Linked DNA regions of Homo sapiens: region 1 is linked to region 2. The links are chromatin loops, found by intact Hi-C in ENCODE. Cell type or tissue: mammary epithelial cell. All regions are shown on one strand. Each heading gives the region's core, and the rest is flanking DNA. Links, peaks and the distances in the headings are about the cores only. Region 1 has its middle 62 kb from the start of MME. Region 2 has its middle 14 kb from the start of MME.

Region 1 (8,497 bases), core at 1-8,000, 48 kb before region 2:
AAGTTCATATTGCATTTGTTGGTCTGCTGTAATTATTGGCCACACAGTTAATGTAGTTTAATGAGAATATACACAATTATATATGGACTAACCCAGCCAGTGTAGCCAGCATAGCAGGTGACCTATGATACTTTCTTCTGCCCAAACTGAAAACATTTATTTTCAAACAGGAAAATATTGATTATCAGAGTTTTGTGAAAATATTAATTTATCATAGTATTATGTGTTTCCCTGCCAATATTTAATGTTTGATATCAATGAAAAATCCAAAATGACTTATAAGGAGCAAATTAAATACAAATATCCACATAGAAAGATAGCAAAATACCAAGCAGTACTAATGCATGCAGGTATAAGTGATAGAGATATGTACATAAAATTGAGAATTTTTTTTTTTTGAGACAGAGTTTCACTCTTGCCTCAGCCTCCCAAGTAGCTAGAATTACAGGCATGTGCCACCATGCCCGGGTAATTTTTGTATTTTTAGTAGAGACGGGGTTTCACCATAGGCGTGAGACATTGCGCCCGGCTGAGAAAATTTTTTATTTGAACTAAATTCAAAATACTGAAAGATAGAGTTAACTTTAGGCAAGATACTGGGATCTGAAGAAAAAAACATGACTGCCAAGAGTAACATGATTTACAAAATGGGGATTTGCCCCTACCTAGAAACATTGATAAGTACAAAAGGTATAAAGTGAAATGGGATGCATATTGGAGTGAAAGGAAAATAAATTCTGGGACACTCAAATCACTTAGCCAAAGAGAAAAGTCAAGCTGGGAACTACGTAGGGCAAACCTGCCTCCTAGATTATCCATGCCTAAAATAGATAGCCACTAAAATAAAAAAAAAAGCCACATACCTCCCTCACAAGAAATTTCCTTCTGGACAAAGGACAGACAAAACTCAAAGTCATCCCTCTGTTCACTGAGATAAATGCATGTGTGTGGTCTCCTTTGGAAAGACTAATTAGAAACTCAAAAGATGGGTACACGGTACACTGCTCAGGTGATGGGTGAACCAGAATCTCAGAAACCAGCATTAGAGAACTTATCCATGGAATCAAAAGCCACCTGCACCCCCAAAACTATTGAAATAAAAATAAAAATAATTCTTAAAAGAAAAAAAAGAAGAAACTCAGAAGAATGCAACTGTTTGTCTCTTACTTACCTATGACCTAGAAACGCCTGACCGACTTCAAGTTTCCTGCCTTTCCAGATGGAGCCAACATATACCTTGCCTATATTGATTGGTGTTTCATGTCTTCCTAAAATGTATAAAACCAAGCTGTGCCCCAACCACCTTGAGCACATGTCGTCAGGACCTCCTGAGGCTGTATCACAGGCGTATGTCCTTTACTTTTTGGCAAAATAAACATCCTAAATTGACTGAGACCTGTCTCAGATATTTGGGGTTCACACTGGATACTTTATATACATTCATCCACACAGGCAGTTGTATAAGCAATATTATCCTTGACCAGAAAGACAATGTCAGCTACTTTTTATCTGTCATATTGGATTCAGTAAGTATGGTTTGGTCCTTCACAAAACAGTAAACTCTCTTGTTTCTAGGTTGTACCCCAAAGTCCTTGAGGCTCAATAAGTTTACGTTGTTTTTTTCGTTTTTCAAAACCACATTATGAAGTAGAACAGTACTTCCTTTTGTTCTCTACAGTGGTGATTTCTTGCAAGGGTTATCCATCACTGGGTCTGTCTGGATTGATGTACAATGGTTATAGTCTGAAATTCTCTGAGAAGTAGACATTATTTCCATATTGTGGTCTACACTGGATTCCAATTGTTAGTTTTTATTTGCTTACAAGTTATTTCTCCTGACAAAGGCTATATTTAGCTGAACTATGTGATTTGATTTGCAAATCCTACTCCCTCACACACACATATTTAAGTAATTGTTTCAAACAAAGGTTCACCCTCATCCACTTTGTAAGGCAGGCTGAAGGTATAAGTAAAGTGGGTGTAGCTGTGTTTGTTTCTGCACTTTAAGAAGTCCTTTAATATGAATAGTTAAGCAAATTCCTGTAGGTGAAAAGTATTCCTATCATCTGGCTTATGTGTTTGATTTCCTTACAGTGCAAATAGACAAAGCCCTTCAGAAAGCCACCCACACAGAGTAAAACTGCTATGATAGGGTTCATTGCTTCTTTTGTTGTTGTTTCAGTGAAAATGATTCCAAAAGATGGGCATAAGCTAAATACAACTCCCCAGTAAATGAAAGTGTGCCATCATGCTAATTGGAACAAACCTGTAGCACAGTTTAAACCAGCAGAAAAGCTGTTCAGTGCAGCATCCCTGAACCTAAAGTCAGAAGATGAGGGAGTCTGGCCCGAGTCCTCCCCTTTGCTTGCTGAGTGGCACTGCTTAAATAGCTTAACTTCTCTGAGTCTCCTTTGTGAAACTGGGTTATACTTAATGACCTTTATTGTTCCATGTAGCTACTTTCTAAATTCAACAATCAAAACGTTTTAATTACATTCTCTCTTTACATATTGATATATTCTTGGGTACTGGGTTTCAAGATGTGTATACTTCTTAGTGAGCAGAATAAGCATATTATATATATCGGGGTTTTTTTCTCCTTTAATCACATTCCATTTGTTACCCTCAATACCTTAATTTTTTGTCATCCAAGTTGCTGCTTTTTCTTGCTATATTGTATTAGTTTGCTAGGACTGCTGTAACAAAATACCACAGAATGAGTGGCTCTAACAATTGAAATTTGTTCTCACAGTTCTGAAGTCCAAGATCAAGGTGCCAGCAGGGCTGGTTTCCCCTGACACCTCTCTCCTTGACTTGTGGATGCTCTTCATATGGCCATCCCTCAGAGCACCCTTACCCCTCGTATTTTTCTGTGTGTCCAAATTTTCTCTTGTTATAAGGACACCAGTCATATTGGATTAGGGACCAACCGTATTACCTCTTTTTACCTCTTCAAAGTCCCTATCTACAAATACAGTCACATTCTGAGTTACTGGGGGTTAGGTCTTCAACACATTGAGTTTTAGGGAGACAGAATCAGTCCATAACATATGTAATCTTTTAAAAAATTATTACTTTTTATCTTATTTATTTTTAAAATTTTATTTATTTAAAAATTGCATTTTAGTAAAGATGGAGTCTTGTTATGTTGACCAGGGCTGATCTCGAACTCTTGGGCTCAAGATATCCTCCTGCCTCAGTCTCCCAAAGTGCTGGGATTATAGGTATGAGCCACTGCACCAGGCTTATAGCATATATATTCTAAGTCTTCTTTATATTAATATAGACTTTATCAAATAACATTTTAGCATCATTTAAAAATATTTTATACTTTCAATATAATAATCAACATATACTTCTTCTAAACAGACTTTAAATAGTCATCATAATTTTAATTACATGAATCAATGCTTATAAGTCTTCATGAATCCTCCTAGTAGATATGTTCATTTTTTTATACTACAATATTTTCATAATTTATTCTTCCTTCCTTATGATACCTGAAAAAGAAATTTATTAATAGCTAGTCACTTATAAACCAGCATCCCAGAATTCCTGGTATCACCTCTAGTATGACATAATCATATGCTCCCAATGGGTGCCTAATAAACACTTGTTAGATTAATTAATTTGATTCTTTTGACTTATAGGAGACTAAAGGCCAGGAAAAATAGAGATCAGTATCTAGGAATCAAACTACTATTCACTGCATAGCACAAAGTAACAATTCTCAAAAATTTTACAGCAACAAATGGGGAGGATAATGCTCACTGGTACATGTCCCTCTTCTTGGTGGAAGCACAGTTAAAGACCTCACTATTGGCTGAGTGCAGTAGCTCATGCCTGTAATCCCAACACTTTGGAAGGCCAAGGTGGGTGGCTCACCTGACATCATGACATCAAGGCCAGCCTGGCCAACATGGTGAAACCCTTTCTCTACTAAAAATACAAAAATTAGCCAGGTATGATAAAGAGTGCCTGTAGTCTCAGCTACTCCGGAGGCTGAGGCAGGAGAATTGCTTGAACCTGGGAGGTGGAGGTTGCAGTGAGCCGAGATCGCACCACTGCACTCCAGCCTGGGTGACAGAGCAAGATTCTGTCAAAAACAAAACAAAACAAAATGACAACAACAAAAAACCTCACTCTCTTGATGTGGCCTTGTCTTCTGCACATATAAACCATGTTTCCATCAGGGAAAATTATGGACATATAAGAGAATTGTGAAGGCAGTTTTTAGGATCTCCACAGGAATTGTTAACAGTGTTAGTGTCTCCCTCCAGGGTTTTCCTGGCCTTTCAGCGATTTGGTGAGCTTGGCTAGAATAGCCTGGTCTAACCCTGCAGAGACCCACTCAACCTCATCACTAGACAGGAGTGAAAACCAGAGTCAGTACTCTTACTGATGTCAGAATCAAATTGGAGAGAGATTCTGGAGTCCGACATGTAAGAAAACATTTAAGAAATCCTATACCTCAACACACAATGCTCAAGAAGTTGGGAGATTCCAAGAACAATTTCACTCAGAGGTTGGCGGTATTTGGCAAAGAATGACAGCAGTCTTGCACTGAGTACTTTACAGAGCACAGACCCACACTGCTTCAGCTCACTTCATCTCCTCAGATTCCCGAGAGAGGAGGCTCAGGAACTCTTACCATGTCCATTTGACAGAGGATGAAGCTAAGGCTCAAAGAAGGTAAGGATTACATGTGGTAAATTCAAAGTCACAGTGAATAGTTGAGTAATTGAGGAGGATGCAAACCTAAGTCTGATGACTTCCTGTTTTGCAGTGTTTTCCCTAAGTTACACCTCCTTCCCTGGGTGTCAAGCAGGAACTTGATATGTTTTGCTAATCAGTGAATCACCACCTTGCAACCATGTGTACGGCAACTGGATGTCTTTTTTCTGGGATGATATTATCTAAACTGTTAGAGCAGATAACCTTGTGCAATCTCAATAAGACACCATGGTAAAATTTCAGAAAATTGCATTGCCTTAGAGATACGGGCAGATTTTTTCAGAGCAATTGAATGTATTCAAAGATGTCTTAATTAAAATAAGAATAGATAATGTTAAATGTCCATTCCCTGGAAGTAGAATAACAGGAATGTCAACTGTAAGCCACACATTTTTATATAGTCTGGTAAACTAGCAAAAAAACAAAACAAAACAAACAAACCATAAAAACCCAAAAAACAAAAAAAGTCTTGGTGTGGACAGAAACAAATAAAATAATTACCGAGTCTTTTGACTATCATCTCCCTAATGCCTAACCCAATGCCTGGAAACAGTAAGAGACCAACAATGTATTGGCTGAGGTAAGTTTATGAGTTAAGGACTTCCTAAAGTAAAGGCCTCTTCAAAAGGTTTCCCCGCTTTCACCTTTGCCCTGCTTCAGTCTCTTCACACCCTGCAGCCAAGTAATCCTTGAAGAATATAAACCAGAGCTTGTAGTTAGCATAACTCTCCAATGACTCCCATTCTCTCTCAGAGCAAATGCCAAGGTCCTTGTAACAGTTTACAAGGCCCTGCAAGATTGGCCTCTCTGTGTCTCTTCAAACTCATTTCCTACTCTCAGCTTTATTTACACCCCTTCATCCACTCTGCCTTTTGCTGTTCCTCCAACATGCCAAATGCCAGAGGCATAGTCACCCAGGGGCCTTTGTCCCTGAGCTGCTCATCCTCAAGATATTACCCACTGTTCACCTTCTTCAAGGTACACAATTTATAGCTGAAACCACCCACTCACATGCTTTCTATTTACCCTCCTAGTTTACTTTGTTCTGTAATACTTAAGACTTTCTACTTCATTATTTATTTATTTTGTTTACTGTCTGTTTTGCCCCACTTGAATGAGAATTCCATGGGGGCAGGAATTTTTGTTCATTTGGTTGTTTTTCCAGTGCCTGGAACATAAGTACTCAGTAAATGCTTGTTGAAAGTAATACAGAGAGGCCGGGAGTGGTGGCTCATGCCTGTAATCCCAGCATTTTGAAGGCCAAGGCAGGCAGATCATGAGTTCAGGAGTTTGAGACCAGCCTGCCCAACATGGTGAAACCCCATCTCTACTAAAAATACAAAAATTAGGCGGGCATGGTGGTGCACACCTGTAATCCCAGCTACTCAGGAGGCTGAGGCAGGAGAATCGCTTGAACCCAGGAGGCAGATGTTGTGGTAAGCCAAGATCACGCCACTGCACTCCAGCCCGGGTGACAGAATGAAACTCTGTCTTAAAAAAAAAAAAAGTATACAGAAAAATGTTCTGAACTCAGTAAGATCACGGCTTTTATAGAGTGCCAAAGGAAAAGTTAATGAAGAGAAAAATAAGAAAAAATGTTTTCAGAATAACCTGGAGAGAAAGTATTCGGGCTTTAAAATAAAACTGGAGCTATATGGAAAAAGAAAGAGTGAGAGAGAAAGAGAGGGAGAAGGAGAGAGGGAAGGAGAAGAGATAGAGAAGGAGGGAGGGAGAAAAGGAGACTTTAAATTAGCTTAACAAGGTGTGGCTGGGAGTGGGCTTACGCCTGTAATCCCAGCACTTTGGGAGGCCGAGACAGGCAGATCACCTGAGGTCAGGAGTTTGAAACTAGCTTGGCCAACATGGTGAAACCTCGTCTCTACTAAAAATAAAAATTAGCCAGGCATGGTGGCACATGCCTGTAATCCCAGCTACTGGGGAGGCTGAGGCAGGATAATCACTTGAACCTCAGAGGCAGAGGCTGCAGTGAGCTGAAATCGTGCCACTGCACTCCAGCCTGTACGACAGAGCGAGACTCTGTCTCAAAAAAACAAAACAAAACAAAAAACAGGGTGCATGCTAAGACACCCCACTTCAAATAGTGTTTTTCGAGGTGTCTCAGCCAGTTCGGGCTACTATAACTGGCTGAGTATCATAGGCTGGGTGGCTTAAACAATTAAAATTTATTTATCACAGTTCTGGAGCCTGAGAAGTCCAAGATCAAAGTGCCTATGGATCCAGTGACTGCCATCTTTTCATTCTACGCTCACATGGTGGAGAGTAGAAGGAGAGGAAGCAAGCTCTTGTCACATGCATCCGTGTGACGAGACCACCAACAGGCTTTGTGTGAGCAACAAGGCTGTTTATTTCACCTGGGTGCAGGTGGGCTGAGTCCGAAAAAGGAGTCAGCAAAGGGTGGTGGGATTATCATTAGTTCTTACAGGTTTGGGATAGGCATACAAAGTACATTCTCAAGGGCAGTGAGAATATTACAAAGTAACTTCTTAAGGGCGGGCAAGAATATATCATATCAGTTAGGGTGGGGCAGGAACAAATCACAATGGTGGAATGTCATCAGTTAAGGCTATTTTCACTTATTTTGTGGATCTCCAGTTGCTTCAGGCCATCTGGATGTATACGTGCAGGTCACAGGGGATATGATAGCTTAGCTTGGGCTCAGAGGCCTGACAGCTCTCACATCTCTCTTCTTATAAGGGCACTGCCTTAGTCCCTTTGGGTTCCTATCACAAAATGCCTGAAACTGGGTAGCATATAAACAACAGAAATTTTCATCGCACACTTCTGGAGGCTGGGAAGTTAAAGATCAAGGCTCTGGCAGATTCGATGTCTCATGAAGGCTCATTTTCTGGTTCATAAATGATGACTTCTCACTGTGTCTTCACATGGTGAAAAGAGGGAGGCAGTTCTCTGGGTTCTCTTTTATAAGGGTACTAATCCCAATTATGAGAGTTAAGTCTCACAAAGACCCCACTTCTCAATATCATCCCCAAAGCCCCACCTCCCAATACCATCATCTTGAGGGCTGGCATTTCAACATATAAACTTGGAGGTTGGGGCGGGGGGCACAAATATTTAGACCATAGCAGGCACTAATCTCAACAATCAGGGCTCTACACTCATGACCTTATTACCTACTAAAGGTCCCACCTCCTAATATGAACATCTTAGGAGTTAGAATTTCAACATATGAATATTTGAGGGACAGAAACATTCAGGCCAAAGCACAGAGTCTTTTCCATGGAGCCTTACAAATCAGGGAAGGAGTCAAATACAGACTTCAGCCCCCAAATCCATATCTGCCCCTCAGTTTTACATCTTCAATATTTTTAGTTTCTGGATAAGATTTTTTCTTTTAAAAAATGCCTTAGATTAAAAATAAACATAAAAGAGTGAAACTACTACCATAAAGTATGTTATACCAGGAAATTCTTGAGAGAGATTTGCTGAAGACTGCTGATAGAAAAGGTCAGGATCACAGAAAGTGGACTATTCTCTGCCTTCTCTCAGCATCTAGGCTTCAGGTTGTAAAGAAGCTTGGGAAAGAGAGCAGAGCTAAAGCAAAGAAAACGAACATGTTCTTTAGGGAAATGTGTAACTGAACTTGGAGTTGAGGTGGTCTGGCTGATGAGCCAGGGCTGGAAGTAGCAACAAAGAAAAGCCCTCTTCCAAAGACCATTCAAACTTTTATTTGTGGAAGTGAGTGTGCTGTGCAGTGAGTTTACAACTTCAGAGGACACCGAGA
Region 2 (8,535 bases), core at 261-8,260:
TCCTTGCCATTGTAATTCTATTGTTTTACATATTTAATATTAATTTATATGTATCTATCTACTTACCTTTGCATTGTTCTTTCTGAAATTTCACCTGCATTCTTTTCTATCTGCAAGAATACCCCTTAATATTTCTCTTGGTTTGGATCTGTTGCTAACAAATGCTATTTAGTTTATCTTTATCCTTCAAAAACATATTTTTTCAAAGCTTTAAAGGCTATCTTTTTATTGTCTTTGGACATTCATTCTTCCTGTTGGAAATTCAGCTACCAGCCTTATTTTTAGTTCTATGAGTTCAAGATTGTTCTTCCTTCATTACCAACAAGAGGCAAATGTAATGCTCTGTGAAGAAATATAATATCAAACTAAACTTAGAATTATTTCACAATATTTTACATACAATTTCCAACATTCAGTCAAAAATAACAAGGCACATGAGAATAAAAAAGAACAGAAACAAAACTTTGGGGAAACAATAGGCAATAGAACCAGGCAAGTATCCAGAAGTAATGATATTATTAGAAATATATTTTAAAATAATTATGTTTATTATGTTCTGAGACATAAAAGACAAGCTTGAAAATATTGACACACAAATGGAAACTTTAAAAAGGAAAGAATTGACTGGGCGCAGTGGCTCACACCTGTTATCCGAGGCCCACGGATCACAAGGTCAGGAGTTCGAGACCACCCTGGCCAACATGGTGAAACCCTGTCTCTACTAAAAATACAAAAATTAGCTGGGCATGGTGGCACATGCCTGTAATCCCAGCTACTCGGAAGGCTGAGGCAGGAGAATCACTGAACCCGGGAGGTGGAGGTTGCAGTGAGCCGAGATAGTGCCACTGCACTCCAGCTTGGGACAGACTGAGACTCCATCTCAAAAAAAAAAAAAAAAAGAAAGGAAAGAACTACGTCAAAACTAAATATGTAATTAATGACCTTATTAATTATATAAATATATGTTATATATTTATGTTATATAATTATGTTATATATTTATGTTGTATAATTATATATATTATATACTTTGTAATATATATTATTTATATATTATATAATAATATACATATGTATATTATTATATATTATATAATAATATACATATAATGTATATTATTTATATATTATAATATATACATATTATATAAAGATATAATATATCATTTATAATATATATAAATATATAATTATATAATGTATATTATATTTATATATATTTATATATAAATATATATTTCATATATATTTTATATTTTATATTTTATTCATAATAAAAATATTATATATTTTTATTTAATATATTTATTTAATAAATATATTTTTATTATTTTATATATATATATTTAAATATATATATTTAAATATATATATTAAAAATATATATTTAAATAATATATTTATTTAATAAATATAATATATTTTATTAATATATATAATAAATATATTATATTTGATTATATAATATATAATATATTATATTTGATTATATATTATATTTGATTATATAACATATTATATATTATATTATATTATATTATATTATATTATATTATATTATATTATATATACCATTGCTTTCTTCCCCCAAATGAGCCTTTTCCTCCTCTGCACCTTTTCCCAAAAAGATGCCTGCATATAGGGGAAGAAAGGGTTTATATGGTCTCTTGGTAATGGGAAAAAGCAAGCTGTTATGAACTGAACTGTTTTGCCCTCAAATTCATATGTTGAAGCCCTAACTCTCAATGTGACTGTATTTGGGAGATGGGGGCTTTACAGAGGTAATCAAGGTTAAATGTGGTGGTATGGGTGGTAGTTTAATCTGATAGGACTAATCCTCATAAGAAGTGAAAGAGAAGGCCCAGCATGGTGGCTCATGCCTGTAATCTCAGCACTTTGGGAGGCCGAGGTGAGTGGATCACCTGAGGTCAGGAGTTAGAGACCAGCCTGGCCAACATGGCAAACTCTGTCTCTACTAAAAATGCAAAAATTAGCCGGGCATGGGGCAGGCACCTGTAATCCCAGGTAGTCGGGAGGCTGAGACAGGAGAATCGCTTGAACCTGGGAGGTGGAGGTTGCAGTGAGCCGAGATCCTGCCACTGTACTTCAGCCTGGGCAACAGAGTGAGACTCTGTCTCAAAAAAAAATTATACATATATAATATAACAAATATATGTATATATGTAAGCACTGTTCTAACCCTCTGATTTGCAAAATATTCAATAATGAAGGCACAAGAGAAGACGGCCATGCAGCCGCAAAGTCAGAGATTGGGAGATTCATTAAGTGAGGCTAAGGAAAAAAGGTTTGTTTCATTTCTCTTGTTGATTCTGAGGCATATACGAAATGTGTGAAATAATGAGGACTATCACACACTGTTTGTGTGTATGTTATTTATTAAACTGCACATATCACATTGTATTTAGGTAACTCAATTATGTTGATGAGACTCTTCTGAATACTCTTTCACTCCTGCATGCCTTTGAACATACTGTTACCTTCACTTGGAAAATCTTTCCCCTCAATCTACTTAATGAGCTCCTAGATATGTTCTTAATTTTCCAGGGATACTGCAACAAAGTGCAACTGGTGCTTAGAACAAGAAAAATATATTGCCTCACCAGTCCGGAGATTAGAAGTCTGAAATCAATGTGCTGGCAGAGCTGTGCTCTAAGATTTTCTAGGGGAGAATCCTTCCTTGACTCTTCTAGCTTCTGGTGTTTGTCAACAACCTTTGGTGTCCTTTGGCTTGTAGGTGCATCACTCAATCTTTGCTTCTGTTATCACATGGCCATATTATCCCCGACTAAATTAGTGTCTCTGTTTCTGTGTGTCTTCTCTTCATCTTAGAAGGACACCAGTCATACTGCATAAGGGTCATCCTACTCCAGTATGACCTTTTCTTAGCTAATTCCATCTGTGACAATCCTGTTTCCAAATTAGAGTACATTCTGTGGTTGCAGGAAGGACATGAATTTTGCAAGGACTCTATTCAACCCAGTAAAGTATCCTTTGGCACTTTCCTCAAAGACAGTCTCATTTCTGAAGTGTGTGTGTGAGTGTGTGTTTCTTTTAACTAACCACTTTGGACATTCTTTCATCAAGGCACATATAGCTGTAGCTACTGTTTCTCTCTCTTCCTCTCTCCCTTACTAGACTAAGACTTAAGAAAAGGGAATATTCTATTTATCTCTATGTCTTAAGGACCTACCAGAATGGCTAGCATATGTGTGTACTTAGAAAATATTTATGAAATAAAATGAATAAATTACCCTTCCCTGAAGTCCTAAAGACTACAGATATAAAGACAAATGGAGACACCTCCCCCAGCACGAGCTACAGAAAAGTGGAACAGGATATAGTCACATTCAGCCTTCAACAAAGAGCAGCTTATAGTTATCTTTAACTTTTCTTGAAATCTATATAAATAAGGTGAAATTTTGTCTCTTTATCTGCTAGTACATAACAACAAAAAAAGTTGCATGATAAATTCTTAGCAAGCACAAAGGTTAAGTTTTGGATTGCCTAACTTAAAACATGAGTGAGATGACTTATGCTCATGTGGAGCCCTGGGAGGTGCCTTAAATAGACAGGCAGTCAGTCACCCTCCAGAGCAGGCTGAGCTGAGGTAAAGTGAGAGGGTGGTGACTAATTAGAAGCATTTCATACATAATATGACACTGTGGTCATAAAAGACAGTGCTTTCAAATATGGACTCAAGTTGTAGATATATACACTGATGTTCCAAATTGTTGTAGTTGCTGTGCAGTGGAGCTACTTCTCACATAGGCAGTTCCATGAACTGCCTTTCAGGGTGAATAGGACAGGGATTTAATTATTTAAGTAATTCAGGAGTGTTTCACTATTCACTTAGCAGAGCGAAGGGCTATTAGACCAGGAAGACAATTCTAGATGTCGTCTAGTCCAATTTTCATTTTATATAGAAATGAAGCTAAGGTTTACAGTTTAAATAAATATTCTACAGTCCACAAATTAATTTTTAAAGAGCATTTAATGACAGAAAATTAGCATTTTATAGTACTAGTTTAAGTATGTAACATTATGACAATGTAATTTAAAAAATGTGTATGAGCTTAGAAAAAGATTGAAAGACTATACAGTAAAAGGAAATAATCACAGATGTGAATATGCATGATTATTGCCCTCTTTGTATTTTTTTGAAGTTTCCTGTTTTCTATAAATAAGTAATATGAGTTGCTCTAGTTGATTCCAGGGCTGGTTTCCTTAAACTTCTTTGCTCACTCTCTCCTTGCCTGCTCATTGCCATCTCCTCAACCCAATAGTGGAGGCACCTCCTTGTAAACCCTAGTTTTCCATGGAGTGAGTATCGTCGTTTGAAAGTAATTGAGCTAAATATTAAATAATTTTTCCCCAAATTGAGTCATTTGTGTATTATGGTAATAACTTTTGATGAATCTGAATATCAATTGAATATTACTTATGTAATGTGTTTTCTATCAATAAACTCACTTCCTTTAACTAAAATACATGGTGTAATGACATTTTATATTGCTGTCACTGGATGACTGATTGAAAATCTATGTCACTTACTGAAAAAGTAAGTACAATGAAAAAATTCTAGCTTGGTACTCTCATCTGCTGAAAGCCTGAGACTAAGGACTGCTCTCTGTTGAGAAAAGTGATCAGCTATTACTACAGAGATGTTACACAAATATAATTTCCAAGATGAGACTTTTTTCTTGACCTAAGTGAATCTAAAGAGAAGTCAAAATAGAATACCATTCTTACAGTGAGATTTATCCTTATATAATAACTCTGTATACCCCTACAACCATCTCACCTCCTAACATTAGAACGCATAGCATGTTTTAGAACTCACCGATTTAGAGACTATAAAGGAACCATGAGTAATAAGGCAGAATATTTAGGTTGGATTCATATAATGTATTTTCTGGATGTAGATAATGTTGAAGAAAGCTATGCTTTCCTTGTGCTTGCAAAAGATTCTCCCAGAGACTTTATTTGTAGTTATTATTCCAACAATTATTTGGGAGAAAACACAGGCAATTTGAAAAAAAAAAAAAAACACCTCTCATTCAAAGATAAAATAGATTTTTGTATGTTTTAAAAATTTATATAACAGATTTAGCTTTTGCAATTTATTTTCCTTTTTTTTTTTTTTTTTTTTTTTTTTGGGAGACTGAGTCTCACTCCATCACCCAGGCTGGAGTGCAGTGGCACCATCTTGGCTCACTGCAAACTCCACCTCCCAGGTTCAAACGATTCTCCTGCCTCAGCCTCCTGAGTATCTGGGATTACAGGTGCGTGCCACCATGCCTGGCTAATTTTTGTATTTTTAGTGGAGACAGGGTTTCACCGTGTTGGTCAGGCTGGTCTTGAACTCCTGACCTCGTGATCTGCCCACCTCGGCCTCCCAAAGTGCTGGGATTACAGGCATGAGCCACTGTGCCCGGCCCTTATTTTCCTTTTGAAATACTTTCAAACACTTCACCAAAAAAGATATATGGATAACAAATAGACACATGAAAAGACACTTAACATCATTAGTCATTAAGGAAATGCAAATTAAGACCATAATACACCATCATACACCAATTACAATGGCTAAAACTAAAAAGATTGACTGTACCAAGAGTTAACAAGAATGTAGGGCAAATGGAATGCTTATACAGTACTGGTGTGAAAAATGCTACAACCACTTTGGAAAATAGTTTGGCAGTTTGTTAAATAGTTAAACATTACTGCCACAGGATTCGGCTATTGCACTCCTAGATATTTACCTAGGAAAAGTGAAAGCATATGTTCATGTAAAGACTTAAAAATGAATTTTCACAGAAGCTTTATGTGTAATAGCCCCAAGCTATAAATTAAACAAATTTCTATCAACAAGGGAATTGATAAACAAACTAAGGGATATCCATTCAATGGAATACTATTCAATAATAAACAAAAGAATGAACTAATGCTACTATGTGAATGAATATCAGCATAATTATGCTGAATGTAAAAAGGCAAAAAAAGAGTGTATACTGTGTAATTACATCTATATAAAATTCTAGAAAATGCAAACTAGTATACAAACGGTATAGTAACAGAGAGGCAATCAATGGTTGCCTAAGAATAAGAGATAGGTGGGGAAGAGCAGCAGGGAGACATCACCAAGGCACAAGAGGTACTTTTAGAAGGTGACGGATAACTTTATTATCTTGATTGGATGACTCTTTCATGGGCATATACATAATAAATGTCACATTTTATTAAATTATACACTTAAATATGTGCAGTTTATTGTTATGTCAATTACGCATTAATAAAGCTGTTGAAGCCAAAATAATTCCTCCCAAAACTTGAATATTTTAGGCTGGTCTGACACGGTGTCACTGGTGTCATGATATCAGCTACATTTTTTTGTTTCTATACTTTTAACTACATTTCACATTCTAACAGGCCTAGCATAGCATGTGCTAAAGTAGCACAAGTTTTATTAAATTAGGCTTAGCAGGCATAAAATCTGAAAATACAGAATTTTGCAGACCTAGAGAGTTATTGAAAGTTTTTGAACATCTGAGTGAGTAAAATATTCTGAGTTTCTATTTAATCGACCAGGAAATAATGTGAACAATGAATTGAGATCAAGAAAAGATGAAATAGTGTCTTTCTAAGGATAATGTTCAAAATGTTAGTATAATAATCCAGGGAAAATAAGAGAATAGAATTTCTGCTGCCTAATGTTGGCTTTGGAAATAAAGTGTAGGGAAAAAGATTCAAGAGATCCTGTGGAGTTGATAATGCTGAGATTTGTAAATTCATTGTTTGTTGGGGAATAATAAAGGACTCATCGAAGGCCACTGGGATGTGTCAAGCCTAGATGAACTGGAACAAGGCTGAGCCTGTAAAGTATATAGGTTTCACGAGAGCATGGGTTTGTGAAGCATTCTACAAATGAAAGGAAAAGGGGGGAATATGTTGGACTAATTTTTGTAGGTTTGGGAGTTGTCTGCCATGAGATCAAAGCTGAAATAATGATATGGATAAAAACAGTCAAGGAAGAAATTCTAGAAAGAGAGAGATGAAAAGAGAAGAAATGATGCTTTATTTAGTAGGCAAATGGAGGACAAAGAGGAGGGAGAGACCAGTACAATGTTGTAGAAGCTAAGAGAACTGAAAGTTCAAGAAATAGATGTATTAAAGATTAAGAAATGTCATCAGGCTAGAAATAACAGAGAAAATTAAAGATGCTTTCAGTGAGAGGGATGAAAGAATTGATCAGCTCGTGGCAACTCAGAGTTGAGAGAGGTTTGTTAAGGCCCAGGATGACTGAGCTCACAAGTGAATGACTTGGAAGGAAGATGAAAATCCCAGTAATTGAAGAGCACTAACCTGGCCCTTTTTCTTTGAGACACCTTCAAATAATATTATTCGTATCATTCCTTGTTATAATGTGAAATTTTGCCTTAGCAATTTATTCATGATATTACAGGAAGAGAAACATTGTACTTTATGGAGAACCCTTCTTATTTTATTAACACCTACTTAAATAGTGACTGGAGAAATTAATATCACCCTGAGTTCCTAGGCAGGAAGAAACTCACTGGGTTTCAAATGAGTAAAAAGCAATACCATCAGATTAATGGACTAGGAATAGGCTCCATTACCTTCAGCTATTTTAATATCCTAGTACTCAACAAGAATGTGACTCCCTTGCCCTTGTCCATGTGATGTTGGTTAACGTCAGCAGAAGGACCTTATTGAGAACTGCCTCCCTACCCAGCCCCAGAAGCAACAGGAAATGGGTATGACCAGAGGGAACAGGAAGAGATTGTTTTCCTTTTGGAATGTAACTGCCGCCTCTACCAATAACCACTAGATAAGACAGGTGGACGATGCAAACAGACAACAACTCTCCTATAAGAATATAGTTAGTGTGATTGAGACAAAAGCAAGACAATCATATTGTTTAATGTTTTTGGAGCTATTTTTCAATTATATACAATATTGCACTAGTCAAATGGGCTCTCTTAACACTTTTATTTCTTTAATTTTTCTGGCCTAGTTTTAAAATTTATGGTGCATTAATGTGCATTGAATAAGCTTTTGTGAAATAACATCCTAAATCACTATACTTGAAAAGATTTCTTACATTAAAAGCATCTTGTGACAAGGAGCAGTTCGTTTCTTTAGGATTTGACTTTGAGATATTTTAAACAGTATAATGAAAGTATACACCAGAAGCCACTATGTACATACATCTGCATAAACAGATCAGGATGAGTTTTTAAAAGTGTTCTTTTTGCTTGGACTTAAAGGATCTAGGTAAATGCAATAATCTGACTTGGTAAGAATGCTTGTGGTAAGAATGACCAGCTGATGAAAAGGATTAAGAATGATGGGGTTCAAGATAAGCTTTATCTTTGCAAAAGGATTGGTACGGTATAAAGCATAAATAAATAAAGCATGGAACATAAAAGTCTAAAATTTAGATATTTCTATTTCACCTGGCACTTTTCCTGGAAGCATTAAGGATCCAAGAGA

The links. Peaks named below come from ENCODE experiments on the same cell type or tissue, not always from the same donor. Only the 100,000 strongest peaks of a DNase experiment are listed, where the experiment ranks them.
Region 1: a loop joins it to region 2, with 2.1 times the contacts of the local background. A loop is called at or near these places in 4 of 110 quality-filtered maps.

Annotation. Positions count from the first base shown.
Region 1 is chr3:155,014,268-155,022,764 of GRCh38, forward strand. No RefSeq gene overlaps it. Among named protein-coding and RNA genes, the nearest start is that of MME, 62 kb to the right of the region's middle. In mammary epithelial cell, for the core only: no CTCF peak of the experiment used is centred there; a DNase peak (open chromatin) is centred at 4,824.
Region 2 is chr3:155,062,151-155,070,685 of GRCh38, forward strand. It overlaps a transcript of MME not described here. Among named protein-coding and RNA genes, the nearest start is that of MME, 14 kb to the right of the region's middle. In mammary epithelial cell, for the core only: no CTCF peak of the experiment used is centred there; a DNase peak (open chromatin) is centred at 3,591; H3K27ac peaks cover 330 bases.